4 separate regions of the Homo sapiens genome follow, and all the other regions are linked to region 3. The links are chromatin loops, found by intact Hi-C in ENCODE. Cell type or tissue: heart left ventricle. All regions are shown on one strand. Links, peaks and the distances in the headings refer to the core of each region. The heading gives the core; the rest is flanking DNA. Region 1 has its middle 240 kb from the start of SLC24A2. Region 2 overlaps MLLT3 (MLLT3 super elongation complex subunit). Region 3 overlaps MLLT3 (MLLT3 super elongation complex subunit). Region 4 has its middle 130 kb from the start of MIR4473.

The links. Hi-C counts contacts between places; a loop is a spot of excess contacts. Peaks named below come from ENCODE experiments on the same cell type or tissue, not always from the same donor. Only the 100,000 strongest peaks of a DNase experiment are listed, where the experiment ranks them.
Region 1: it touches region 3 in a loop (5-fold over the local background); 4 of 110 quality-filtered maps call a loop at or near these places.
Region 2: it touches region 3 in a loop (3-fold over the local background); 10 of 110 quality-filtered maps call a loop at or near these places.
Region 4: a loop joins it to region 3, with 3.0 times the contacts of the local background. A loop is called at or near these places in 4 of 110 quality-filtered maps.

The regions. Positions count from the first base shown.
Region 1 is chr9:20,027,473-20,036,094 of GRCh38, reverse strand. It overlaps a transcript of SLC24A2 not described here. Among named protein-coding and RNA genes, the nearest start is that of SLC24A2, 240 kb to the right of the region's middle. In heart left ventricle, for the core only: no CTCF peak of the experiment used is centred there; no DNase peak of the experiment used is centred there; H3K27ac peaks cover 1,894 bases.
Region 2 is chr9:20,550,792-20,555,791 of GRCh38, reverse strand. The region is part of intron 2 of MLLT3 (MLLT3 super elongation complex subunit); the gene reads left to right. Among named protein-coding and RNA genes, the nearest start is that of MIR4474, 51 kb to the right of the region's middle. RefSeq lists an enhancer at 3,846-3,905. In heart left ventricle, for the core only: a CTCF peak has its summit at 2,692 (motif pointing left); no DNase peak of the experiment used is centred there.
Region 3 is chr9:20,354,545-20,359,544 of GRCh38, reverse strand. MLLT3 (MLLT3 super elongation complex subunit) reads left to right here. Exons shown (of 11, transcript NM_004529.4): 9 at 4,666-4,737. The region is part of intron 3 of LOC124902129 (a long non-coding RNA gene); the gene reads right to left. Among named protein-coding and RNA genes, the nearest start is that of MIR4473, 54 kb to the left of the region's middle. In heart left ventricle, for the core only: a CTCF peak has its summit at 3,052 (motif pointing left); a DNase peak (open chromatin) is centred at 3,024; H3K4me3 peaks cover 849 bases; H3K27ac peaks cover 590 bases.
Region 4 is chr9:20,281,202-20,289,823 of GRCh38, reverse strand. It overlaps a transcript of SLC24A2 not described here. Among named protein-coding and RNA genes, the nearest start is that of MIR4473, 130 kb to the left of the region's middle. RefSeq lists an enhancer at 2,459-2,753. In heart left ventricle, for the core only: no CTCF peak of the experiment used is centred there; no DNase peak of the experiment used is centred there; H3K27ac peaks cover 1,566 bases.

The DNA.
Region 1 (8,622 bases), core at 1,471-6,470, 320 kb after region 3:
CTTCTGCTCAGAGAGAATCACTCAATTCTTAGACATTTCATTCTCTCCCCATATCCTTTCTCTTTTTCTCTCTCCTTTCCAATTATCTTATAAATCACATTCATTCTCTCTTTCTCTTGCCTTTTATTCTTCCTTAGGACTCCTATCCGAGCCAAATTATACCCCTAGCCATTTCAGGCAAAGAATAACTGTTCTGCTATTGATAACTTTCTTTCTAGGGAACAGCAAGGCAGTGGTTTTGACATGAAATTGGATGAGAAGAAAACCTAGCACCATCAACTTTTAAACCTTTCAAAGGTTCAGAGAGATGTCCATTTCAATTTATTTATTTATTTATTGAGACAGGTTCTCACTCTGTCACCCAGGTTGGAGTGCAGCGCTATCCTGGCTCACTGCAGCCTGGACGTCCTGAGCTCAAGTGATCCTCCCACTTCAGCCTCAGCCTCCCGAATAGCTGGGACTACACATGTGCACCACCACACCCAGCTAACTTTTTTATTTTTTGTAGAGATGAGGTCTCACTATGTTGCCCAGATTGGTGTTGAACTCCTGGGCTCAAGCAATCCTCCTTTCTTGGCCTCCCAAAATGCTGGGATTATAGGTGTGAGCCACCATGCACAGCCTGTTTCAAAATCTTCTGCAGCTTCATTTTTCATTGGAAGTCTCCACTTTTTTCAGGAACTGGCATATTCTTGGCAAACTTATACATCTTAATTAAGTTTCCAACAGTTCAAAATGATTAATCCTGGTAATGATAGCTAATATTTATTGAGCATTTCCTATATAATGGACACTATAGTGCTTTACAAGTATTGTCTTATTTAATCACCCCACTTAACTTACCAAACTTATTTAGAACTTACTTCATTCCGGGTGTAAAATCAAGAGTTTTCATACCTAACTGTTGTGGATGTTCAGAGACCTTAAATGGTTTTCCTAATGTCAGTAAAAATTAGAACTAGGACTCAGCCCTAGTCTTCAAAATTCTACCACATTCATTGCTCTTATTTTTTTCTCAATTTCTGTAAGTATAATAATATGGTACTTTTTTCTAGTATATATATATTTTTCATTTAATTATACAGCACATTTTAACTATATTTTTTCTTGGGAAAACCTGGGAAGTGTCACAATTTACCATTTGTGACATTCCTATAGAGGAAATGGAGTATGAATTTCAAACATGCACGTTCACCAATGTAATTTTGTAATATAAGCTCCCTTAAAATGGAATCTTTTTTTCCTATTGAACATTCACCAACAATTGTGGAATCAGTGCTAGTTCCATTTTAAACAGTATCTACTGGTTCTTAAATCTTAAAAGGCAGGCCGGGCGCGGTGGCTCACGCCTGTAATCCCAGCACTTTGGGAGGTCAAGGCGGGCGGATCACGAGTTCAGGAGATCGAGACCATCCTGGCTAACACGGTGAAACCCCGTCTCTACTAAAAATACAAAAAAAATTAGCCGGGCATAGTGGCGGGCCACTGTAATCCCAGCTCCTCGGGAAGCTGAGGCAGCAGAATGGAGTGAACCCGGGGTGGGGGGTGCAGAGCTTGCAGTGAGCAGAGATCGCGCCACTGCATTCCAGCCTGGGCGACAGAGAGAGACTCCGTCTCAAAAAAAAAAAAAAAAAAAAAAAAAACTTAAAAGGCCAGAGTGTTTAAAATAAGTACATTTTCCCCAGCAGCTGAATCCATTTGTAAAACATCTGAAAGAAGGAAATGAAGGCAAAAGTAATGCAGTACCACAGAGAGGTGTTTCAAATCAGTTTAGGCATCTTTTATTTCTACAAAGACAATTTGCATAGAGCAAATCTTATGCTTTTACATCAACTTCTGCTATAAAACCTGAAGAATATTTCTATAATAAAAAGAATATTTTATCCAGGTTGAAACTATTTTGTAAGGAAGGGGTCGTGTAGATAATCAAGCAGGAAGGATAGCCAGTGAGAGCTGACAGTGCTTTTGAGGCATTTTCAATCCTTTTTAGATCTTTGGCAAAATTTCCTCCATATCTTTAACTTTCTCTCTTTGGTCAACTTTGTCCTCACTGTTACAGTCCAGTTTGGAAAAATATCTACAGTGCTAATGTGGTAATTTTGAGGTTCAGCCTAGAAGGCCACATGAGTTCTTGGCTTCTTGCAGGAAAGAATTCAAGAGTGAGCCAACAGAGTAAAGTGAAAACAAGTTTATTAAAGGAGTAAAAGGGTGGCTATTCCCTAGGCAGAGCAGCCCTAAGGGCTGCTGGTAGGCTATTTTTAAAGGTTATTTCCTGATCATATGCTAAAAAAGGGGTGGATTATTCATGAGTTTTCTAGGAAAGGGGCAGGGAATTCTCACAAGTAAGGGTTCCTCCCCTTTTTAGACCACATAGGGTAACTTCTGTGAGTTGCTGTGGAATCTTAAACCGTCAGGGCACTGGTGGGAGTGTCTTTTACCATGCTAATGTATTATCAGATACTGCTGTCTGGGCATATCATCGTAACCTTGATTTAGTAAATTATAATGCATTTCTTTAGCAATTATTCAGTTCTCCACACTCTGTAATAAGAATCCTGTCCATTGTCACAAATTATTTCTATCAACTCTCTACCCTCCACCTGTCTACTAAAAAGTAAAAGGGAGTCACAAACATTTCTTAAGACCAGTATTTTCCAATTCATTTTTTCATTTATTTCTCCTAGCAGTCCTGCATATTAGGTATTACATCCCTATTAGGTACCATATCAAGTATTTCATTGCAAGTCTCCACTTATCTGTGGTGGAGGAATTGAGGCTTAGAACAATTAAATGACGTGCTCAGCAATTAAGTGGAGAAGCTTGAATTTGGACCCAGGTCTGTCTGAATCTAATGCTGTTATTCTTTCACTATTACTACACTGCTCAAGGTCTTTTTGAAAACACCAGGTATGAGGGATTTTTAACCTAGAAAGCCACACAGTCATGTTTCTCAGACACATAAAACCTCCTTTAACTGCTTATTTAAGATGCAGATTTCTAAACCCTGAAAATCTAAATCTGTGAGTTCGTGAATGAACTTCAGGGGACGCATGAACTCTAAAATTATATTCAACCTTTTGTGCAGTGTTGAATATCTGATTCACCAAGGTATTTTTGACCCCAAAAGGCAAAGCATACCAGCTGTAAAAAGGGAAATCGGAGTTACGTCTTGCCATTTTCTAGTTTTCGGTCAGCCGCTGGGAATGAGGAATAGTTAAGTCAGCTTGCAATACACTGTGTTTTTCCATCCCTGCTCCTGTCCCTACCCTGCTTCACCTTTACCCCACTCCTCCCTGGGTTGGGTCCTTCCTGTTCCTTACTAGAACCAGCTCCCGCCACCACCTCATTCATGGCAAGAAACTCTAAGGGCAAAATGCTTTCTACGATAAATAATGCAGAATTGTTCATCTCCTTGTCCACATTAACTGAAAAACTGAGCACTCAATGACCTAAGTTGTCTAACATTTTACTGTAAACAGGATACAATTTATGTGAAGGAACATAGTTACCGTACTTCTCTGTCATCTACAGTCTGCAGAGAACAAAAAACAATGGTAACCCGACCCTTGGGCAAAATGCTAATGGCTACATAATTGATTTAGCAGATAATTATAAAACACAGTCCCATACTAAAACACAAAAGATGTAATTATTGCACTTTACAAACTAATTAATACTAATTCAATTCAATAATTAATAATTCATTATTTAACCTCTAATTAAATCATCATCCTTCTTTTCCCTGCAAACTTTGCTGGTGGCTTAATTGCTGTGGGTCAAATATACAAGAGAGCTCTCCTCTGTTAATTAAACAGTGAAAAGACGTGCAATCATTGTAACAGAGAGAATTAAGGAATTTAGATTGAAGTATCTCCCATTTGAAAGAGACAAGAGCATTTCCTGGCCTCAATTCCCACCCAAAGCTTTAATCGGTTAAAAAGGTCCAGGGTAACAAAAACTGAAGAACCTGATAAGATAGAAGGCTGTTCAAGGTATAGATCAGGCCTTAGGAAATACATAGGAGCCCATCAGACTAGACGCATAGTCAGAGTCCCTTGGGGCAGTCACGAGCTTGAAACGCAGACACTGACTCATAAGATCTGAATTGTGTCCCTCTCAACTCTAGGTTCTCTGATATCATATTGATATTTTGATATCGGTGATTATGGGAGTATTTACACAATTAGAATTGGTGCACACTACAAATCTGGGCTTTTTCTTTCTTTCTCTCGTGCTGTTGTTAAACATTTACCAGCCCACCAACGCCCCTACAGCAACAGAGGTGACTTGTAGCTGAGTCCTAGGTTGTCTGGATACAAGTGCCAAAATCCTAGAGTCAGGATTGGGGCTGACCAGCAGCCTGGAGTTCTATCCCTGGGGACCTGGGAATGGAATGATGTATATGGAGGCTGTGTTCTATAACAAGTTTTGTAGTGACACCTTTTACAGCTCATCTCAGTGAACCCTCACATAACTCTGTGATAGACATTGGTGTTATTCCTAGTGATCTTTTGATTTTTTTAAAAAAGTACATCCTTCTCTCACAATTATGGTCCACTAAATTTAAACTTATTTATAATCCATTCATTGGTGGCTTACTCTTTAATTTATAAAAATTTAATTCTTAGCATTTCAATGCACCATGAGATTTTTCTCTACTTTTAAAGTGTGTGTGTGCACATATGCGCACACACACACTTTATAAGTACAGAAAAAAATTATATATATATATATATATATATAAAGTGTGTGTACATATATATGGGCACACACACACTTTAAAAGAGAAATATATTTTATATATGTGTATATATATATATGCGCACACACACATTTTATAAGTAGAGAAATAACACACACACACAGGGTGTGTGTGTATGTGCAAAGTAAAGCAATTCTCTTCACCTACACATATATGTATGTGTATGTGAATATATATGTGTGTGTATACATATATATGTGTGTATGTGAATATATATGTGTGTGTATACATATATATCTATATCCATATCTCTCTCTATATTCTAAATATTGAAAGCAGAGTGGCATTATCACAGCATACATGATGTCTTTGGACGGGCCAAGGAATAAAGAAGCAGTCTAGCAAATCTTTTCCTCACCAAAAGGGTTTCTTTCCTCCAATAGGAAGTGCCAGTGACCATGTGAGGTGAGAGTAGGGTGGGGGTGAGCAGCGGGTGGAGTCATCACTTAGCTACATAGAATGACATATTAAGGGATACTACATTTGCAACTTCCTCATCTCTCTCCACTCTCCTGGTAGTTTCCTAAGAGGACTCATTTCACTAAATAGTTACTAATAGTTTTCTTATCTGTAAAACTGTGATTATGGTTATACCCACTTCATAACTGCCTTATATAAGCAAATTAAATGAGGTAGTATTTACAGAACTCTTACAACAGCACCTGGCACATACTGAAAAGTCTGTAAGTGATGCTGCAGTAGTGGAGAAAGACATGGAGCCAGAAAGGGTGGGGTTTGTCCAGAAAGTTGTGAGTATAGTCCCAGAAGATCATAGGCATACAGGAAATGTGATGAGTGACCAGATGACTGGCTCACCGTATTGGTGCAGCCAGTCAGTCCCCTTCCTCCTCATAGTATGGCACTTGGAGCCTTTCTGTGTGGTGCAATTGCACTTTCACACTGCCTTTCTGCATGGTTGTACAGGAGGAGCTCGGTTACCGTAGCAGCTCTCTCCAGACCTCAGATATGACTTCCCCTTCAGTATACCCTTTAGGTAGCGATTTATCTAAAACACCCAGGTGATCACAGAACTGCTCTCCTGAAACCCTTCAAGGTTCCCCATAACTTTCAGAAATAATTTCAAATGTGATAGAACAATTTAAAAGTATCTTCACATCTGGCCTCTGCTCCATTGCCAAGTCACTCAATGTCCTGCCTCCTCCCTCCAGTCCTGGGGAACCAGTGCAGGGGCTCAGTCCTGCCTGTGGTGCTGTATGCCTTTGCATATGCTGCTCTCTAGGTCTAAAATGTGCTCTCCAGAGAGCTCCTATTAAACTTTCTAATGCGGTAAACTTTTCTACTCCATCAAAGTTCACCTCCAATGTCACCTATTTTGTGATGCCATTTCAAAAAACCCTCAAGTTTAGTACAGGCCCATTTTCTATGCTGCCACAGCACCCTTTGTGCAACACTAACATGGGGCTTGTCACACCATAATATAACTGCTTGTTTCACCTGGTTCCTCCACCACACACACATACATGCATACACACACATACACACACACAGACACACACACACTTACCCATATCCCAGGAACTCTAGCTAGTATCAGGGTTAAAGCTCATATTGCCTGAGTTCAAATGCTGCTTCTAACATGGAATCCCATTTCCACCTTTGTAAAATGGAACTCATAAACATAACCATTTCTTGGGTTGTTGTGAGGGTTAAATGCAATAATCTATGTAGTATCTCAAAAACTGCCTGACATTTCACAAGTATAGGTGTGTTTGACTATGGTTGTTTTCCATTGAGATCAGGCAGTATCCAACCTTTGGATCAGTACTGTGGGGTGAGAATATCACAGCCCAACAGAGACCCATAAGAGCATGGATGCTGCAGTCAGATGGACTGAGGTTGGAACTGTGGTGTTTCTAAAAATTCTTTATGAAGAGTTCTTACCTCACATGGTTGTTGTGATAGTAAATGAAGTAAAGCAATTCACCTTGCCCATGAAAATCCTTTTAAAACATTAGGTGTCATTATTAGAGAGCACCTACTGAAAGTTGGAAATTAATGATGAGCATGCCAAGGGTGACACACAGCTCTCCTGCCACTTACTGCCTGGGACGTGGAAGGCTGCTGTCCCCCAGCCAGGCATGGACTCACGGGCTGTATCATAACCACAGTGCTCAGCTGTGTAGACCATGCTGGTTTGGCCCCTTTGCCTTCCAAATAGCTTTGGTGACGAAGATGTAGCTGTGGTCACAGTTGCACCTCAAGCCCCTACACTAAATCACAGTGAGTGAGAAATTGCTGGGAAGTGGGAGGAAGGGTGATGGAGGGTGTGTGTAGTCTGGCTTGAGAGGTTCACCCAAACTTTCAAGTAGCCTCCACAATAAATCCAGGACTGTCGCTTGGTGATTAGTTAGAGGAAACAGAAACGGCTGGACAAAGCCAGGAAATGACCTTAGAGACTAAACACGGTGTATTTTATTTTAGGGCTTTTTCTCACTTAGAAGTACTGCCAGGTTGTTTAAAGAGAATGAGTGTTATCAGGGAAGGATTTGGGGGATCTGCCAGGCTTTTGACAACATGTGGTAAAAGATTTACAAAGCCCGGAATCAAAGGAGGAGGACAGACAGGGGGATGTGTACTCAAGAGATGCCGCAGGTGGGCCTGAGATTGACAAAAATTTTTATTGCCCTTTGGGGAGCTTTCTAGTAAGCCTGATGGGCTCTGCAAGGCGGGGGCAGAAGCCCGAGCAGAATGGCACGTTTCTATGGAAGGCGGAAGAAGTGAGGGCAGGGTGGGGAGCCATTTGGGTCCTTTGGAACCCATGGATGTCAATTAGGGAAGGGAGTGGCAGGGTGAGAGCAGGCAGGACTGATGAGACTTTGGGCACTTTCCTGCCCCCATTTTTAGACAGATGGAAATTTAGGAGGTGTTTGAGCAAAAAATAAATAGCCTGAACAATGTAAAACTATTCACAGGAAATGAGGAGGAAGGAAGGTTAAAAGTATTGAACCCCTCTTATGCAGCAGAGTGCTGGCTGAACCATCAGTGCTAATGCATTACCATCCTTAATGTAACAGAGGAGACAAGCAAAGCTTAGGCTGGTAAAATCCCCTTGTGTGTTGCAGGTGGGGGAAATGAGGGCTGTACCCCAAAGTCTATCAAACCCCAAAGCCTTCTATGATGTTACCTTGGAAGGGATGGGCAGGTAGAATTGAATACCAGCTGGCAGGAATCCCTTCTTTTCTGCTTCCTTAAGCAACTGCTTTGCTACTCATCATTACAATGGTATCAGAGTCCAAAATGTATTCCAGGGGTCTCCCCTGCACAGCTTCCCTGCACACCATGGATGGTTCTGGCTTCCTAAACATGAGATCATTCACATTCTCTTATTTAACGACAACCAACTGCAGGCTTCTTTACTTATTGTATCACTGAATTGGCCTAAAGCCCATTTAAAAAAAAATTGACATTGTATGTTTTTATCATGTAAAGCATTATGTTTTGAAGTATATATACATTGAGTAGTGGTTATATCAAACCAATCAACAAATATATTACCTCACATAGTTATCATTTCTGTGGTGAGAGCATATTTTCAAGAATACCATATATTGTCATTATCTGTAGTCACTTTGCTATGAAATAGATCTTAAAATTTATCCCTCCTGTCTAATTGAATTCATATATCCCTTGACAAACACCTCCCCATCCCTCCTTCCCTTCAAAAACCTCAGCCTCTAATAACCACCATTCTGCTCTCTACTTCTATGAGATCAACATTTTTAGATTTCACATGAGGAAGATCATGCAGTATTTATCTTTCTGGATTTGGCTTATTTTACTTAACGTAATGTCCTCTACGTTCATCAATATTGTCACAAACAGCAGGATTTCATTCCTTT
Region 2 (5,000 bases), core at 1-5,000, 200 kb before region 3:
ATTTGCATCAAGACCAGTTTGCTTCTAGTGGGTCTCCTCCTTGTTGCCTGGGAGGTTTTATAATCGTGGGCAGTGTGCCTAGTGAGATGAGGGGAGGGTGGTGGCTGAGAGGTATGCCCACTTTAGGAAGTGAGAGGCAGTTAGGAAAGAGAAGGGAAATTCTCAGGCATATTATTTTACAAGGAAGTTGAAGATGGAGAGATAGTTGTTTTCCTTTAGAGTTTTCATGTGCCCTAAATGTTATACATAGCCCGGTTTAAAGACCATCAGTGTAGAATGTAGTAGAGTAGTGAGATTTTAAGTTTTATGTTTTCTCAGCTTTATGGGTTCAAGAACTCAGTTGCAGCCTGGGTCTGGTGGCTCACGCCTGTAATCCTAGGACTTTGGGTGGGAGAACTGTTTGAACCCAGGAGTTCAAGACCACCCTGGGCAACATGGTGAGACGCTGTCTCTATTAAAAAAAAATAGAACTCAGTTTCAGCTCTAAAAATTTAGGTTGGAGGCTAATACTTACAGAGGAAACTGTGTTTTCAACCAAAATGCTATTTCCGGCATGAAAATAAACCAGAGAATCCAGTGTAAGATTAGGTTAAGATGATTTGTGGGGTCAGTTAGATGACCTTCAGGAGGAGTGCTATCTGAAGACTCGTCTGGCCACCCTGGGGAAGGGGATGATTGGGAGTGGCCACCACCATATGCTTTATCATATTTGTTTAGCTTCACGAAACACTTCTTAATTCGACACCAGCTGACTACTTGGTCTAGTTGTAGTTAATTAATTAGAAAGGAATAATTAAAATTAAGATTAAAATTATTGTTTCTTACAGACTTAAATTCTCTTTCCACCGTTCATTAGGCAGTTATTAATTTAGCCACTTCCGTTTGAGTATCTGCAAAGTAGTTAATTTAGTTTTTCAAAAGTAGTCATTTTTCACCCTCATTTTATTGGTTAACAAAATAATAAATTACTTAAGTACAAGAGCAAATGGTCAAGAACAAAAGCAAAAAGCCAGGTTTCGGAACAAACAAGATGCCTTGTACTAAGTATATTATGGGAGAGGTACTTAATAGCTATATACATTTGCTCTTTGGAGGGTGTCACCCATGTATTTTACAGAGGGAAAGTAGGTATCCTTGTCAGATTGAGAGGTAAGTGAAGTCAGTTAAAAGTTTAAAGTATATATAATCAGCTTTGTTTTGCTGAACTTTGTTTTATTGAGAGTTTTGTGCAATTTATAATATTGTTTCATTGATTTTCTTTCTTATTGCATCTTATATGGACTGTTGTAACATTCTGTGAGTATATTTTGTTCATGTCATCCATTTTTGGTGTTCAGTAATTTTAAAAATGAATTTTAAGTAGGGACAGGAGCTTGAATATGTAATTTGGTTTTATGTACCAGAAGATCCATCAGAAACTGAGTAGCCAAACTTGTAACAACCTGTATTGGTGCATATTCTGCCAGACTATGAATTTTCTTAAGTAATAGAGAACAGAGGTCTTTAAAAAATTGTGAACTGAGATTTTTTTAAAGGTGAAATGAAAGCAGTACTGTACAGGAAATTAAGTTTTTGGGTAAGGAAGTGGAATTGGTTTGATTGAAATTGTTAATGTCTCTTTAATGAGGGGTTATATGAAAAATGTTAGGCAGAAAGTGTGATCCAGTTAAAAATCCTAAATATGAAATTGATTCAGTTTGAACAAACAGTATTTGGAACTGAACAGAGAGGAAAAGGAAAATTCTTATGTGGAAGAAACTAGTCATTATCAAGGGTATGAAAAGCTGCTGGACCATTACAATTGATTTGCTTTTCTCTAAAGAGAAATACCTGACTCAGAGATTTGTGATTTTAGTATGTGAAGTTTTCCTCAAATTAGTATTTAGTATTCTGGGAACATTTTCTTTTGCCAGGAGGGTTGTGATTGTCTATTTTTGTGAATTGTAAATTAAAAAAAAAAAAGCTGTTTATTTTTTGTCTTGTACAGGCAAGGAAAGTTTCTAATGTAGTTATAAAAACTTAGTTACATATTCAAGCTCCTGTTGTTTCCTGTCTTCTAGATCTGTAAGATAAGAATGTCTAAAAGGTCAAGTAATTTGACCAGCCTTTTGGGGGAAGTCCAGTGAATAGTAGAATAATATTTAGAGATGAATTTTCTGTCATAGGCATGGGATAAACTCTATTTCAGTAGAAAGGCAAGATAATGAGCAGGATCTTATATAGACAAATCGTTCATTCCAAACATGCTGGCTCTAGGAGGTGTTCAGTGTGTTTGTTGAATGAGTGTTACAGATGAATTGAGGTCAGATGGAATTGAGGTCAGATTTCTCCATGAGTGGAGGGATTTTTTTTCTCTCATGTCCTGGGCACCTAACACCATGCCTGGCACATGCTTGTCAGCTGTCCTTTGTTGAATCTGCGAATAAATGTGAGGCCGACTCAACAACTATTACCTCCTTGTGGATATGCATATAAGCTCTTCTAGAGTATTTTGGGGGAAGAAATAACCAGAATGTCTGCCCTCTCTTCTTCCTTTGTGAAACTGTTTTCTACAGTTACATTTAGTGTCGAGAAATGAGGGCTTTTTTGTTTTGTTTTAAGTGGCTTTTAAAGTTGCTCCAAGATTCATGAGGTTAAAGTATAAAACTTTAATACTTTAGAAAAATAAGGACTTAATTCTGGATTCTGACCTCTGGTGGTGAAGAAGAAACACCTATTACTCATAATAAAAGATCAGATTCTCATATGTTCTGTAGTACTTTCTGGATGTCCAATGTAGGGAAAGTCTTAATTAGAAAAATACAAATTTTGTATGTGGTTTTGAATTTTCATGAGACAAAAATTTTATTTTTTTACCTTGCAACTTTTTGATAAGCATATAAAAAACATTTAGGTTGTACCTTTACAAGGCTCATTACTGAAAGTGGTTTTTTATTTGGGACCTTGCCTGATGAGAAAAAGTAGATTCTACGTGGGATTTTTATATGGTAATACTAGTCTTATATTTGACTTCTTAAACTTTCTATTAAAACTATTTCCTAAGTAAATCTAAGGTTTATTTGGATAACAGTTATATTGTTATCAAGAAAAACATGAATGTATTACTTGGGAGGAATGTCAAGGTAGATTATTTTGGGTCCTTAAAAATAAACTGCTTATCAGAAACTCAAAACTCGTCTTTATTATCACACCTATCACTGGGCTCATAGGTTCTGTTCTCGCCTCTTCTGCTCTCAAACCGTCTATTCTGCCCCAACAACAACAACAACGATAACAACAACAAACTGGGAAGGAGATGTTCTAGCAGCTAGAGTCTAGCTGCTAGTGGTGCCGCATGTGATGAGCTGATTCTGCTCACACGAGTGATGTCAGCCTTAATTAAAAAACAAAAACTTGAATTTTGGTGGCTGAGGAAATTAAAAGGGTAGATGGAACACTTGCTACCTTGCACCTGAACTCTACCTTGTATCTACTGGGTGGTCTTTTGCAAGTGACTTAACCTTATTTTTGGTGTGTGTTAAATAGGATTACGAATGCTTCCATTTCTAAAGTGTAAGAAGGCTCTGATGTGAGTGTAAAGTTCTTTGCAAACAAGACTCCAAGTAATAAAATCCTAAAAACATCTTTGCTACTGTTGCTCACTGTCCTCTGCCAATATGCTTCTGAGAATTGATCAGAGCTTTATAAAAGGAAAGTGGTTACAGTATGTCAGGAAGCAAAACCCGTGAGAAATAAGTAATCCATAAACTTTACAGTCATAAAGGGATCCGGGTGGGTGGATCTGATGACTTGGCAACTCAGAGAGGGAAGCAAGTGTAATTGTTGATTTTATCAGAGCAGGTTTGTGTATTTGTTTGTGCACGTAGGGGGATGGGGGTTGAATGAAGACTTAACAACATGAATTTCGTGAGGTTACAAAAGTCTACTGCTGCATAAATCGTAGGTAATATGTTCATGTCTATAGGGTGTAATGTTAATGTTCAATAAAAATTAATATCAAAGTCTGTCATAGATTTTATGTTTTGGGGCCTCCAGGTAAATGGTTTGTATCATCATTGGGAATTTATGGAAGTTGATTTAAGTATACAGTAGTTAGCACTCTATTAAATACTGAAGTCATGCACTGTGTCACCTTGATCAATGAGCAAGTTTTTTTTTCTTTTCTGATTCTGGAATTTCAGCACTTTCAGCTTTGAAGGTTGCCTTGGGTTTGTTTTTGAATTAAAAGTGTCACAGGAGAAAGGCTGATTGTTACATTCATGACCAATCAGAAGGGTCTGTAGGACTCAAAATGTTTGGTACATTCCTTAAATTAGAAGATATGCTTCTGGACTTTTCCCAGGGAAAGCAGGTCCATGTAATAATTTACCAAAAGGAAGTTGGGAAAATGAAACATCACCTTTTGTGAGAAAGAGGATGGGGTGGGGAGAGTGCTTTAAAGTGATCTTTGCTTTGTGGAATGCATTGGATTAAAGAGTCACAGAGGCCACAAAAAGCAGCTCAGTGAGTTATCAAATATAGGAGTACTTGAGAAATTAAACCAGGTATGTTATTATTCTTTCTTGGGGAGCCTAAAAATAAACTCAAGGATTGGGATTGTTCCTTTTACTTTCATATCTGCTGGCTGCTAAAGGCAATTGGAAATTTTAGCCAACATATTGACCTACTTGATTTTCACGATGAGTATTTTTTTCCTCAGCCGAATTGGCCATTTAAAGAAAACTTTGTGGCTGGGTGCTGTGGCCCACGCCTGTAATCCCAGTCTTTGGAAGGCTAAGGTGGGAGGATTACTTGAGGCCAGGAGTTTGAGACTAGCCTGGTTAATGTAGTGAGACCCCATTTCTACCAAGAAAAAAATGAAAAAAATTTAGCTGGGCATGATGGCACATGCCTGTAGTCCTAGCTACTTGGGAAGCTGAGGTGGGAGGATTGCTTGAGCCCAGGAGGTTGTAGTTATAGTGAGCTATGATCATGCCACTGCAGTCCAGCCTGGACAACAG
Region 3 (5,000 bases), core at 1-5,000:
GTACTCTTTGTTGTACCAGTTACAGTTCAACTGCAATTTCTTTGTGTCCTACATTAAAATCAAAGTCCAGCCTCATTATCTCTTATAGATGGGGTATTCAGCAAGTTATTTACTTCTTTTTCCATATCCTGGCTCTTCCCCATCTTCAGGGCCAGCTGTGCTCATGGCCCAGCCGTCTTTTACCTCTGGTGTGGATGCCTGCCACCACAAGTCAGGCATTTCAGAGGAAAGTAAAAAGAGGAAAGACATATGCATCATGGCCAATCAGCTGAGAACACTGGACTGGTTAACTAGAAAATTTGGGATCCTTTTGTAAATTTGTGCTTCAGTGAGAACTAGCATTAGAATAGAATTTGAACCTTGGTGAGATTTTTTTTTTTTTTTTTTTTTTTTTTTTTTGAGATGGAGTTTTGCTCTTGTTGCCCAGGCTGGAGTGCAATGGCGCGATCTTGGCTCACTGCAACCTCCGCCTCCTGGGTTCAAGCGATTCTCCTGCCTCAGCCCCGCGAGTAGCTGGGACTACAGGTGCATGCCACCACGCCCAGCTAATTTTTGTATTTTTAGTAGAGACGGGGTTTCACCATGTTGGCCAGGATGGTCTCGATCTCTTGACCTCATCATGCGCCTCACAAAGTGCTGGGATTACAGGCATGAGCCACCGCTCCCAGCCGATGATATTTTTAAATCCAACCTAGGCATATTTCAGCTTGATTTCTGTATCCAGTGGGTGGTATATGAGAGCTACAATACGTCATGGGCACAGCAGTGGCAGGGCCAGGAGTGTAGGGCATTAGGCTCTGCTTTTGTGCCCCTCACTCATCTCCTTCAGTATCTCTCCCAATCATAGTGAAAAGTGGGCTTGCTAGGGAATGCAACTCCAGCAAGCACCTTTCATGCCCTTCAAACCTTATGGCTTCACTTAAGCCCTTCCTGAATGGGCAGTCTTGAACAGACCTTGGCTTTAGGGAAAGGTTTAGACTCTTTGTCAGACTGTTTTTTACCTGTCTAGCAAAACAAAACCAAAAACGAATAGTATCGTCTATCTGGAGAGGGTAAAAGTTACCTTATCTGATTAAGTAGCATACTCCTGGTTCCTTGGCGTGTTTATTTGGCAAGTGTTGCTTCACACATGTGAATCATCAGTCTGCCAATAATACTGTATTATGTGTCACTTTCTCCATGCACTTGTAAGCATGGTAAGAAAGTCCGTATGCTTCCACTTTTAGCTAGTCTGGGTTAGGAAATATATATACCACAGGAGGGCTTACCTTCTTAGAGCTATGTCTTGGAGCCGAGAGGACAAGTAAAGGTTTCTTAAACCTTGTTTAGTATTGGTTTCCTAGCCCCTCAAATCACTTGCACTGGGGTCAGGTGTGATGCTATCCCTTTAAGTCAAGCTTCTGGGACTTAAAAAAAATTACTAGTATATCTTAATTCTCTATGTTGATGGTATAAGAGAGTAAAAATTTCTTAAAAATCTAAAAGTCAACTAAATTTCACTCTGGAATGACTTTTTAGTCGTATTTGAATGTGTGTGTGTGTGTGTGTGTGTGTGTGTGTGTGCGCAGGAGGGAGGGAGAAAAGTAGGGGGAGAGAGACAGGGATAGAGAAAGAGTATGAATCTGAATTTTCACGATTAATAAAGAGTTGAGAACATACTTGGAAGGACTAACTCCGAAATGGGAACACTCTTGAGTTTCCTCCTTCCATACTCCTTGCCTGTTCTCTCTCTATGAATTGATAATGATCTCTGAGTTTGATAAAGCACCAGGCAAAGCTGAAATGTCCATTGCCTTTTCTCAAATCTTCCAGGGACTAGAGAAGAGGGGAAGTACTAATGGAGTCAAATATTTTCATACTGAATAAAAGTGAACATAGAGTCACACGTCAACCAAGCAAGTAATTAACCTGAGTACTGTTGGGAGCTACTGTCATTAGTATGAAAGATCTATCAGTAGAGAATCCATCTGTGAATAACTGAGTTGTCATTCTTCATAAAGTGATACAGAAAAATATAATCTTGAACGTTTGTCAAGACATTTTCTCAGATTAAAGACAAAAGTGCTACTAAACCACAATTCTTCTATTTTCAGAGACTGCTGTATCTATAAATGGAGTAGCTAGGCAGTCTAGGTAGCTCTGCTTCTCTCAGTACAATTTAATAGGTAATAATAAAGAGTGTTGCGTCATTTCAACCAGAGATGGTTTTTTCACTCCAAACCTCCCTTATGTGAATTTCAAACAAAAACAAAATACCACATCTTTTTTAGCCAGAAGCTTGGCAGGGAGGGAGGGGAGAAAGGACTTGAAGGAAGGAAGTGATCCATTGGACCCGGGTTAATATTCAGAATATCATAAATCACCTATCAGCCTGCAAGGCATGTTGAATGAAATTAAAAAGAGTCTATCCAGTTAAACTGGTTTAAAATAAGCCTGTGGAAGACAAGGTGTTGTACTTTTTTATTCTGGAGTTGTTTCCCTAAAGATAAGAAATGATCATAAATAAAACAATTGTCTTCAGCAGGGCTCAGCTCTCTCAGAATGAGGTTTTGACAAAGCTGTTTATTTTGGAGCAGGGAGAGATCAAAGAAGGAAGATTAACTGAGCCCTCTCTGGGCAGCCACTCAGTAACTTGAGGCGGGTCACTGACACCCGGAGCTTTTGTTCCTGCCACTGCAACTTCAGAAGAAAGAAACTAGGATTTCAATGTATTTTGGCCTTCTGTGCTGTAGCACTTACGGAATGTGTGGGGTGGGACTTCAGCGTCCAAATGTTCTATTTTCTGCTTTGAAGAAAAGGTGGCAGAACTCTCTAAACCTAGTTAGCAAAGTTCTATTGCAAATACAGCGTCCTCAAGTCACTTCAACACCCAGAGTACAGGAGTTGGAGGAGGGGATCGTGGGAGGCAGCGGGATATGATGGGAACAAAATTCAGTTCTGTAATGCACAAGTCAAGCAGGCAGGCACTTTTTTTTTCTTTTTTTCTTGCCTGAAATCTCAGCGGATTGTCTCTGCATGCCCAGCCCAGTATCTGAGTTGGCGAGGAGTGCCATCTACTGACCTACTTGCTCCTAGGTCTCAGCGCTGATTTTTCCCTTGAGATCTCACTTTCAACAACAATGGAGGAGGAAATTCTGAATGTAGTGGAGTATTTGGTTTCCTTTACAGTGGAGCATGTTAAAAACGATTGCCTTGCCTCTGTTAATACGTAATTTCCTTGTGTTGCCAAAAGTATTGTATTTTAAGTTAGCCTGGTCAAATTAGTCATTTGGTTATCTTCATATTAAAAATGATGAAAAAAAGCATGATTGTCAGGAAAGACTGTTAAAAGGACACTTTTTACTCGTGCATTATTCTCAATTAAAATAAAAATATGCCCCTTCAGGAGTATTCGGTCTTTTCCAGGATGTCATGTTCCTATCCTCATCCAGTAAAATGTTTATTAGTAATAAAAAATGTTAAAGCTGAATGGGAATCTGGGTCTTATCTTGTTCATCTCTCCCATTTCATCCTTTGCGGTCCAAAAATATTAAATAATAAGGCTGGGACTTGAACTTGGGCTTCTGAGCCTAATCAGTGCTCTTGCCACTACAGATTAAAAGTGGACTCATTCTTAAAATCTTTATGTTACGGAATGTGGTAAACTTGTGGACAGAAGTGTTACTAAGTTAGGGCACAGAATGGGTAAAGAGAACAGTAGGAATATAAAACCTCTTAAGATAAATTAGGTCCTTTATTTGGCATTTTCCTCCTTTAATATTAGTCTCCAGTTATAACAACTCACTTCATAATGAGTTATAATGAAAAAGACAAATTACTTTGCTTTTTGTGTTTATACACATGTGTAAGCACTCATCATTTATAAATTTAGTGGTTTCAAGCTTTTTCAAGTGAGGACCATTTAAAAATACTTCCCTTTTAATCCTCAGTTTTGAAGATGCTGTCAAAGAAATCAGCTGCATTTATTAAATAATAATTTGCTTCTCCTTTTTATTAAGTAGAAACATAGCTTCCCACCAAAGCTTCTATACAGTATGTAAAGCTATTCATAACTTAAGTTGTAATCAGTCCAGATAAAAGGAAAAGCACTTGGCGTTTTACCAAGGGTAAACACATCATTTCTTAAAACACAGAAGATAGTCGGCCATCTTCATTTCCAAAGCTGTATCAGTTTTGTGCATATGAGTAATTTTAGAATGTGAAAGTTAGGTACTAAAAAGGGCATTTGAGTATTTGTTTTTATCATCCCTAGCATACTGAACACTAGTAGTCATGCTGAAACAGCAGAATGAATAGGAAAAAAATTCTTGCCAGAGGGAACTATAATCTCTGTATAACTCAGCTGCTATACATATGGTGAGAGTGTTGTCGCAAAAGAGAAGCAGCCTTGGAAGCTTAGATCAATTTCCTTATCATCAACTGTGTTGTTTTTTTTTTTTTTTTTTTTTTAGTTCTACTTTTCTGACTCAGCATTTCAGATCTAAGTAATTCATTTTCCAAGGAAAATAAGATTAGAGAGAAGAAGGAAAATGTATAGAAAAGAAATGCTATTTGGAAAGCAAATGTTACTGTACATTTCATTCAGTGGATGCCTTTGTTTAGGTGGCTGGTTAGCTAAGAGATGCTTGAAATAAAATTTAACACAGCGTTCTCTTTGATCCCTAGATTCTTGAAGTGAAAAGTCCAATAAAGCAAAGCAAATCAGATAAGCAAATAAAGAATGGTGAATGTGACAAGGTAGGTTTCTAGTCTGTTACTAGGAGGGCTCCAACACTGACAAGCCTTCCGTTTCTTTGTGTTGCCCTTGATCATCCTTGCTGGTTCTCCTTTCATTTTCTTCATCAAAGTGTCCAAGATGCCCAAATGATGAGTATTTCATCCCAGTGCTTTGTAGTTTGTTTTCCATGTGTTGTTTATATCTTCAGTATTAAGCTTGGCCTTATGCTGTCATTTGCCATGATGCCTACGTTGCCAAGGGATTTCAGGCACATTGAATTGGG
Region 4 (8,622 bases), core at 1,974-6,973, 72 kb after region 3:
TGCCAAGGAAAATCAACCCTGCTAGTTATAAGCCCTAAGTGTGGCATCCTGATATAACAGGAGGAGGCATTTTGGGGCCTAGTGGATGGGAGTTCAATTCATTTGTTCATTCATCCAGGAAATGTTCATGGAGTGCCAGCCCTGTCAAAGGCCCCGTGCTGCTGGAGACACAAGACAAAAGAGCGCCTGACTCTGGGCCTGACTTTGTCTTCAGTGCTGCTTGTGTAGTTAAACATTGAATAAAAATTCCACAAAGTGGTACTATTTTCATCTGCATTTCACAATGAGAGAACCGAGACTCAGAGAGGTTAATGACTTATCCGAAGGCAGGCAGCAAGAAACGGGGAAGAGCCGGCATTCAAAACTGCACTCCTTTAATTCCTCTTAATAACTCCGGTAACCCTTGTCTTGTTCCCATGGAGAAGAAGGTATGACTGTGGACAAATTGCTTTGTCTTTCTGTGTCTCAATTTTCTTGCATGTGAGGTGGAGGTGATTACAATAATTTATTGGTGAAATGAAAGAGTGCAAGAAGCAAACTCTAAAGCAGGACATAAAACTTAACTGTTACCATGTTTCTGTGGTTATTGCTAAGAAAGAAGCAGTAAGCATTTGCATGCTGTTTCAGTTACTATGGCTGTATCACAAACTGCCCCCTAAACTTAGTGATTTGAACTAATGATGACCTATGTTTTGCTCACAGATCTACAAATTGCTCAGGGCTCTGTAGGGACAGGTTGCCTGCATCACTTAATGTCAGCTGGGGTGACTGAATTATCTTCAGTGGCTGAAGATAATTCCAGCCACTGAAATCTAGTGGCTGGAATTATCTGAAGGCTCTGACTCAGGGACTTGTCTGGTGGTTGATGCCGGCTGTCAGTTGAGACATTCTCTGATGCTGTCAGCTGGAACACCTACATATGACCTCTTCATGTGGCCTGTGCTTCCTGCCAACATGGCAGCTGAACTGTACTGAGGATGAGCATCCTAGGAGACAGCCAGAGCTAGGCAGAGAGGTAACGTAGCCTGGGAAGTTGCATTGTGTCTCTTCCATTGCATTCTTTTTTTTTTTTTTTTTTTTTTGAGACAGAGTCTCACTCCATCAGTGGCACAATCTCTGCTCACTGCAACCTCCGCCTTCCAGGTTCAAGTGATTCTTGTGCATCAGCCTTCCAAACAGGCATGTGCCACCATGCTTTGCTAATTTTTTGTATTTTTAGTAGAGATAGGTTTTCGCCATATTGGCCAGGCTGGTCTCAAACTCCTGGCCTCAAATGATCCACCTGCCTTAGCCTCCCAAGATGTTGGGATTACAGGCATGAGTCACCGCACCTGGCCCTTTCCACTGTATTCTATAGTTTGGAGAAGTTACCCATTCCCTCCTCTCCCACTACCCCACCTCCCGCACCCCCGGCATGCACTCATCCTCTAGATGCAAGAGGAGGGAACAGACTTTACTTCTTGGTAGGAGGAGTGTTGATGCCACCTTATAAGAAGAACATGAGGAATGAGAGGCTTTGGAAAATACAAACTGCCATATGAACCCTTGCATTACACCAAGTCTGACCTTCCCTGGCCTTGAGGTTCCTACAGGCAGATGCAGAAAATACTGATGTACTAATGTATACTCCCCTGCCCCTGCCCAGGTGATGAGCAGATGATGGTTGCAAGTCACTAAGTACTGCTTTTCCTTGTTTCTAAAACTCATTTCTCTCTGTATTTTCAAACTCATGAAATTTAGATGCATCGTATGGTCTGGAAATTTTAATGTGTGTGTGTGTGTTTTTTTCCTAACTCCTCCCTTCCCACTCCCAACCAAAAAAAAGAGAAAGTGTTATCAAATTGTTTGTATACCTTGCAATCAATATGTGTAAAAATTGAGAAAACTTTGTAATAAATGGACTTAGAGCATTTATTTCTTCATATGTGCATTTAACAGAAATTTGAGTATCAGCCAATATCAGGGAGTTTGACCTGGACTAAGGGAGCATGTTATGAACTGAGACTGAAGAATTAACTGGAAGAGATGGAGAGGTGGTTTTGGCACTCTGTAAGGGCTTGTAGCTCTGGAGGCTTCCTTCAGATCAACAGAGGCAATGTGTTAAGTATGCATTCACCAGTGAGGTTCTTTGGTGTAGGATTTCCCTCATTGCTCAACTGAAAGCTCTGCGAAGGCACGTATTTTGTGTATTTTCTCATCAACATATCCCTAGCACTAGGAATCTGACACAGAGTAGGTGTTAAAAAACTGTTCGTTGTATGAGTGAAAAGTCTATACTTGCTCTGTCTTATTTGGGTATTTTTTCTAGAGGCTACCAACCCTTTTGTTCTGTGGTTATCAGAATAGAGCTGGTTTCCTGCAACCCACCCCACCTCACCCCAGGGGAGTTGATAGGCTCAGCATATAAAAGTTACCTGGGCAGGAGTGAGGAGAGACACACCTCTGGCCATTGGGCTGCTATGACCCTCCCGCAGCCTCCCATGGGTCTGTTCACCTTTGCTCTCCCCAATGAGATGAATGTTTGCCTGGTTCCCAGATTCCCTAGGTAATGGCTAGTCCTTATCAGGAGGACCAGGTCCTGCAAGAAATGTCCCATTGTCCTTTTAAACTGCTGAGTCACAGAAGTTGAATAAATGTCATTTTTCTCCTAGTGAAAGCATGGTGGAGGATTTGTGCTTATTTATACAGGTTTGGTTGTCTTAAAACAATGTTTCCCGGAATGCAGCTCACTGCATCAGACTTACCCTGGCATGTTTATTTAGGAAGCAGACCTCCGGGCCTCTACTCTAGACTCACTGAATCCAAAGCCCTGGGGTAGGGTCAAGGAATCAGTATTTTTAGCAAGCACTTTAGTGTTTCTGAAGCAAATAATCTACATCTACATCCTTATAATCATAACATTCTAGTGCAATTGTTAAGGAGGATGAGTGTTGGGGTAAGAGTTAGTAGGGTTGGAATCCTCAATGTGTCCTTGGACAAGTTAAGCATCCTTTCTCGGCCTCCTCTGTAGTGCATCCAAACACTTTGTTCAGGAGAGTCCTGTTTTGTGCCTGCTGTCCTGGCATTATTATCAATAGCATCCCCTTCCCCAAGTGTCATGATTTAAATAGCAACTGACATGTATAATTTATCCATACTCATCCGTGCAAGGGGAAGGTGGCAAACACTGCTGTTGCCTGCCAGTAGTCATTCTCTCCTTCTCCCTCAGTTCTATTCTGCTAAAATGACAGATCTCAGCCCCCCCTTGCAGCATAACATAGAGCAATCTAATGAACTGTAAACAGGAGTTCTGCTTTTCTGTAAAACCTTTTTTAAAAGAGAAACTGAGTTGTCCTGTGCCTTTTGCTCATCATCCTTACTATTCTTCCTACCTGAATGCCAGATATGGAGTTATATTCTTGTTAGTACAAGGAAATAAGCAAAGAACAAAAGCCATGCATGAAGGATAGCTAAACAGCAGAAGCTTGATGGAGCCTGGATGTGACAGCTGCCACATCATCTCCCTGAGCTGCCTCATAGCCCTGGTCTGCTTTCTTCTGTAGTTATTGAATATGAGAAAAATAAGCCTTCATTTGGTCAAGCCATGGTAGCTTGGATTTTCTATTATGTGCAACCAAACCTATTCCTAACTGATACAAAGATATGCGCACCCACCTCTGGACAGTGTCATAAGGATAAATGAGAGCAGTGGGTGAAAAATGCATAGCTCAGTGCAGGCATAAGTTCTTCATATATGATGATTTGCAACAGGAAAGCTGTTTTCTCTTCCTTCCTGGGAAGGGGACTGTGTTAGTCTGCTCAGGCTGTCATAACAAAATACCACAGTCTGGGTGTCTTAAACAACAGAAATTTATTTCTCACAGTTCTGGAGGCTGGAAGTCCAAGATCAAGGTGTTGGCAGGTTTGGTTTCTCCTGAGCCTCTCTCCTTGGCTTGCTGATGGCCACTTGCTTGCTGTGTCCTCAAATGGACTTCCCTCTGTGCATGCCCTTCCTTGGTGTCTCTCTGTGTGTCCCAGTCTCCCCTTCTTATATAGACACCAGTCATATAGAATTAGGGCCCCACCCTTATGATCGTAATGTTTGAACCTTACTTTTCTTGTGATAGTTAATTTTGTATGTCAACTTGACTGGACCCAGAAATTTGGTCAAACATTCTGGGTACATTTGTGAGGTGACTTTGGATGAGATTAACATTTAAATTGGTAGATGGAGTAAAGCAGCTTGCCCTCTCTGATATCAGTGGCCCTCATCCTATGAGTTAAAGGCCTAAGTAGAACAAAAAGCCTGTCCCTCCCTCAAGTAGAAGAGCATTCTTCCTGCTTGATGCCTTGGAATTGAAACATCAGCTTTTTTCCTGCTTTCAGACTCATACTGAAACATCAGTTCATCCTGGTTCTAGGCCTTCAGCCTTGGACTAGAATTAAATTGCCTTCCTTGGTCTCCAGCTTGCCGATTCACTCTGCATATCAATGTCTTGCCAACCTTCATAATCACACAAGCCAACTCCTTATAATAAACCTCTTTCTACATATTATATATACATCCTATTGGTTCTGTTTCTCTGGAGCACTCAGACTAATATAAGGCCCTATTTCCACATGCAGTCACATTGGATGTTAGGACTTCAACATGAATTTGGAGGGCAGCATGATTCAGTCGGTAACAGGGATGCTTCTACCTATTTCCTTGGGAAGAGGTTTCCTCACATGAATATGACGTGCCACCTCCTGCCCACCCTGCTAGCTCTGGCCTATTGTTTGCGTCATTTTGGCCTGCTGGTAGTAAATATTAGGTAATCCTTACACTTAACATTTAAAAACTGCTAATAGAATTATATTTGGCTTGCTTGAATTGCAAAGGCATAAGAAAAAAGCAGCTTCTCAAACAATATCATTGTAGCTTTTATGTCCTTAAAATTCCCTGTAAGGCATTTACAGAAGCTGAATGTCTTTAAACATGTACATGCTGTCCTCAGGAAAACAATCCTTTTGTTTCTATTTGCTAGGGCCTAATCAGTGAAGGGAAGTAAGATAGGAGAGGCTGAGGACCCCACCCTACTAGGCTTTTCATCTGGCTCCTTGAAATCCAGGATTGAATGGTGCTTTATTGTGCTTGGTTCTCTACTTGTGAAACTCTACTAGTTTCACAGCTCTTGCAGGATTTCTTAAACTTTTCAAAATAAAAATTTTATTCTCTTTAAAAAAATCTCTTCTTTTGCTATGTAGTTAGAATCCTGCTGGGCAGAGATGTTGAATCTTTAGTCATTGGCTTGACTATACCACAAAAAAAAATGTGTTTTAAGCTTATTGACATGGCTAAATGAGGGGTTGAACTATGACATCTCAGAGATTTCTCTGCAGTTATTAAGATAATGTACCTGAGCTGCGCATGGTTGTGCCTGCCTGTAGTTCCAGCTACTCGGGAGGTTGAGGCTGGAGGATTGCTTGAGCCTAGGAGTTCGAGCCTGCTGTGAGCTATGATCACACCACTGCACTCCAGTCTAGGCAACAGAGTGAAACCCCATCTCTTTAAAAAAAAAAATACCTGAAAACACATTTGAATTATATAGACAAACAAAAGCTTCATGTGAGGATCACCAGTGATTTTGACTTATAAAGGGATCAAGTCCGTGGCTGTGTATGTTACAGGTAGTTAGGCATGAGTGGGGCAGGAGGGGGCTCTCCCCCACCCACTAGAAATGTCGAGTGATAGTTCGGCAATTATCGCATTGCCTCTATAGAAATGATAATTCGGCAGCCACGGAGAGTCAAGCCACTGATGGTCCACACCTGTTAACATTAAAAATGTTCATTGAATGTAGAACCCAGGGAAAAGCAGCTTTTTGGGCACGCATGTTAAGAGACAAAATGGTGAAGTATGACATTCCGGGAACACATGCCACCGGAAAAAGGAAAATGCCTCAGATGGGCATGCGTATAACTCCCTAAACACGCTGCCTGCTCAATTCCAGAGGGCAAGAAAAGCATTGCGCATGCGGGAATCCTACACCTTTCGTGGGAAAGAGGCGAGCCTATAAAGTTGTAGGATCAAGATTAAAGCCCCCCCCCCCCTTTTTTTTTCTCTTTTCTCCCTTGGACCTTCAGGTGCCCACTGGGTCTCTTCCAAGTGAATTTTCCTTTCTTTCCTGTTCTAACGTCTTTTAAAATAGACTTCCATTCTTGCTCTGGAACTTGCTTCAGTCTCTTTTTCTGCTTTATGCCCCTCAGTTGAATTATTTCTTCTGAAGAGGCAAGGACTGAAGTTGCTACTGACCCGTATGGATATTCCGGCCATAACTCGGGGTAATTCGAGTCTCTTCCACTGCTAACATGTAGACTTGTTTGCTGCTTCTAGGTCTGGAATCTGCAGAGGCCCGACTGGAGGAGGACAGTGATGATCAAAATCTAGAGTCCATACGAATTGCCAGCAGAGCTAACAAAATCAGATTTCCTCCCTCCAACCCCCATGCAGGGATCACTTTAGGTAGTCTGAACTGGGAATCAGGAATCGACCTGTTTCCTATGCACATAAGCATTCTAATGCAAGTGATCCAGAGAGCATTTGTTGAGAAACGGCAACATCCAAATGGACAAATACACATGGCCAATAACTAGATGCTCAAAACCACTGGTATTTAAAGAAGTGTAAATTAAAATATGATTTTTTCGACCTATCCGATTGGGAAATATTTTTCTAAGTGGTAATATCCAGCACAGACAAAGACACAGCAGATGGCCCTCTCTCTTGCTAAGGATAGGAAGAAGCTGTGACTTATCTGGGAGATGGGAGGGAAGGGAAGAGGAGGATTTGACCATGTGTATTAACAGTCTTAACATGTTTCTATCCCTTTGACTCAGGATAATACTTGGAGGAATTTATCATAAAGAAATAATCAGAGGTGTGTGCAAAGTTGCAATGATACAGATGCAAGGTTCATTGCAGAGTCATGTATTACATGAAAAATAGTAATAGTTTTATATGTCCAACATGAAAGGTATTTGGTTTAAATATTACAGTGTATTAACTGATGAAAAAGTATGCAGATGTTAGAATGATAAAGTTCAAGAGTATATAAACTCGTGAGGATATTATAAGTGATACTGAGTAGAAAATCAATGTATATCTATAAAATCATTTCTTTATACTTTTCTATATTTTTCAAAATTTCTGTAATGAACATGACTTTAATTTTAATAGTTGAAAAGATACCAATTCATGTTACTTCTAAAGATGGGGGTGCGGGGTTGCTGCTGGCATCTGTCAGGCCTGAATTTGCATTTCTATCACTGATAGAGTATGATTTGGGGCATTAATCTCTTGGATTTCAGATTCCTCAACTAGAAAATTGAATAAATGCAAACAGTGTGTAGGTTTGTCATGATAGATAATTGTGTAAAATGCACTTGACACATAATATGTATGTATAAATATTGGATTTTGTCTCCCTTTCAAATTTTTGAAATTAGAAAAAGTACTCACTCTCTGGCCAGAGATCAATGAAAAAGAGTTTATTTCTTTTACACAAACCATGGAATTTCAACTTATTTCTTTTGGATCCTTTTCTGGGAAAAGGTTTCTTGGGGCCTATTTGATACTGTTGGAAGTGAAAACTGGAATTTGTAGTTGGCACTCTAATTGGCTAATTGCAGCCTCTGGTCTTATTTGTTTTCCCTTTTGTCAGTTTTAATAGTTTGGGATATTTAAATAATCTTTCTCCTCCTATCATTTTAATAAAAGAAAATTTTAGGATTCTTGTCTAGAAAGGCAATAAAGCTCAGGCTGCTAAAATGTTCCATCTCCTTAAAATCCCACAGAGTCCCAGTGCAATTTATAATAGCATCAAAAATATAAAACACTAAGGAATAAATCTAATGAAAAATGTGCCAGTGTTCAACAAAGACTACAAAACAATATTGAGAGAAATTTTAAAAAGACTTAAATAAATGTACGTTGTTCATATTTTGGAAGATTTAGTACTGTAGAGATATCAATTTTCCCCAGATTATTCTATATGTATGTTTGCCAAAAGCTATAAACTAGAATTTTTATAGCAGCACTATTTGTAATAGCTAAAAATTGACAACCCAAATGTCCATTATTAGTAGAATGAATGGATCTACTATGAGATATTCCCCAAATCAAATACTATACAACAATGATGCTGAGCAGTTCATTACATGCAACATTATGGATAAATCTGACCAACACTATGTGGCACAAAAGAAGACACACATAAAAGAATATATACTGTATGATTACCTTTATATAAAGTTTGAAGATATGCAAAGTTAACCTATGTGATTAGACATCAGCATTATGGTTTTTCTTGTGGGAGAGTAGTGACCGAGAAAAGAGTACATGGAAGTTTCTGAGGTGCTGGTAATGTTCCGTTTTGGATCTGGGTGCTGGTTACATGATTGTGTTCAGTTGTGAAAATGTATCAAGCTCTATCCTAATGATATGTGCATATTTGAATATATGTGAAAAGTATATACTTCAATAAAAAGTATAAAAAGTTTATAGTTTCCTTAAAAAGTATAAATAAGATAAAGAGTGCTGTTGTAGTTATAGTTTCTTAAAAACTTCATGCTTGGGCTGGGCATGGTGGTTCACGCCTGTAT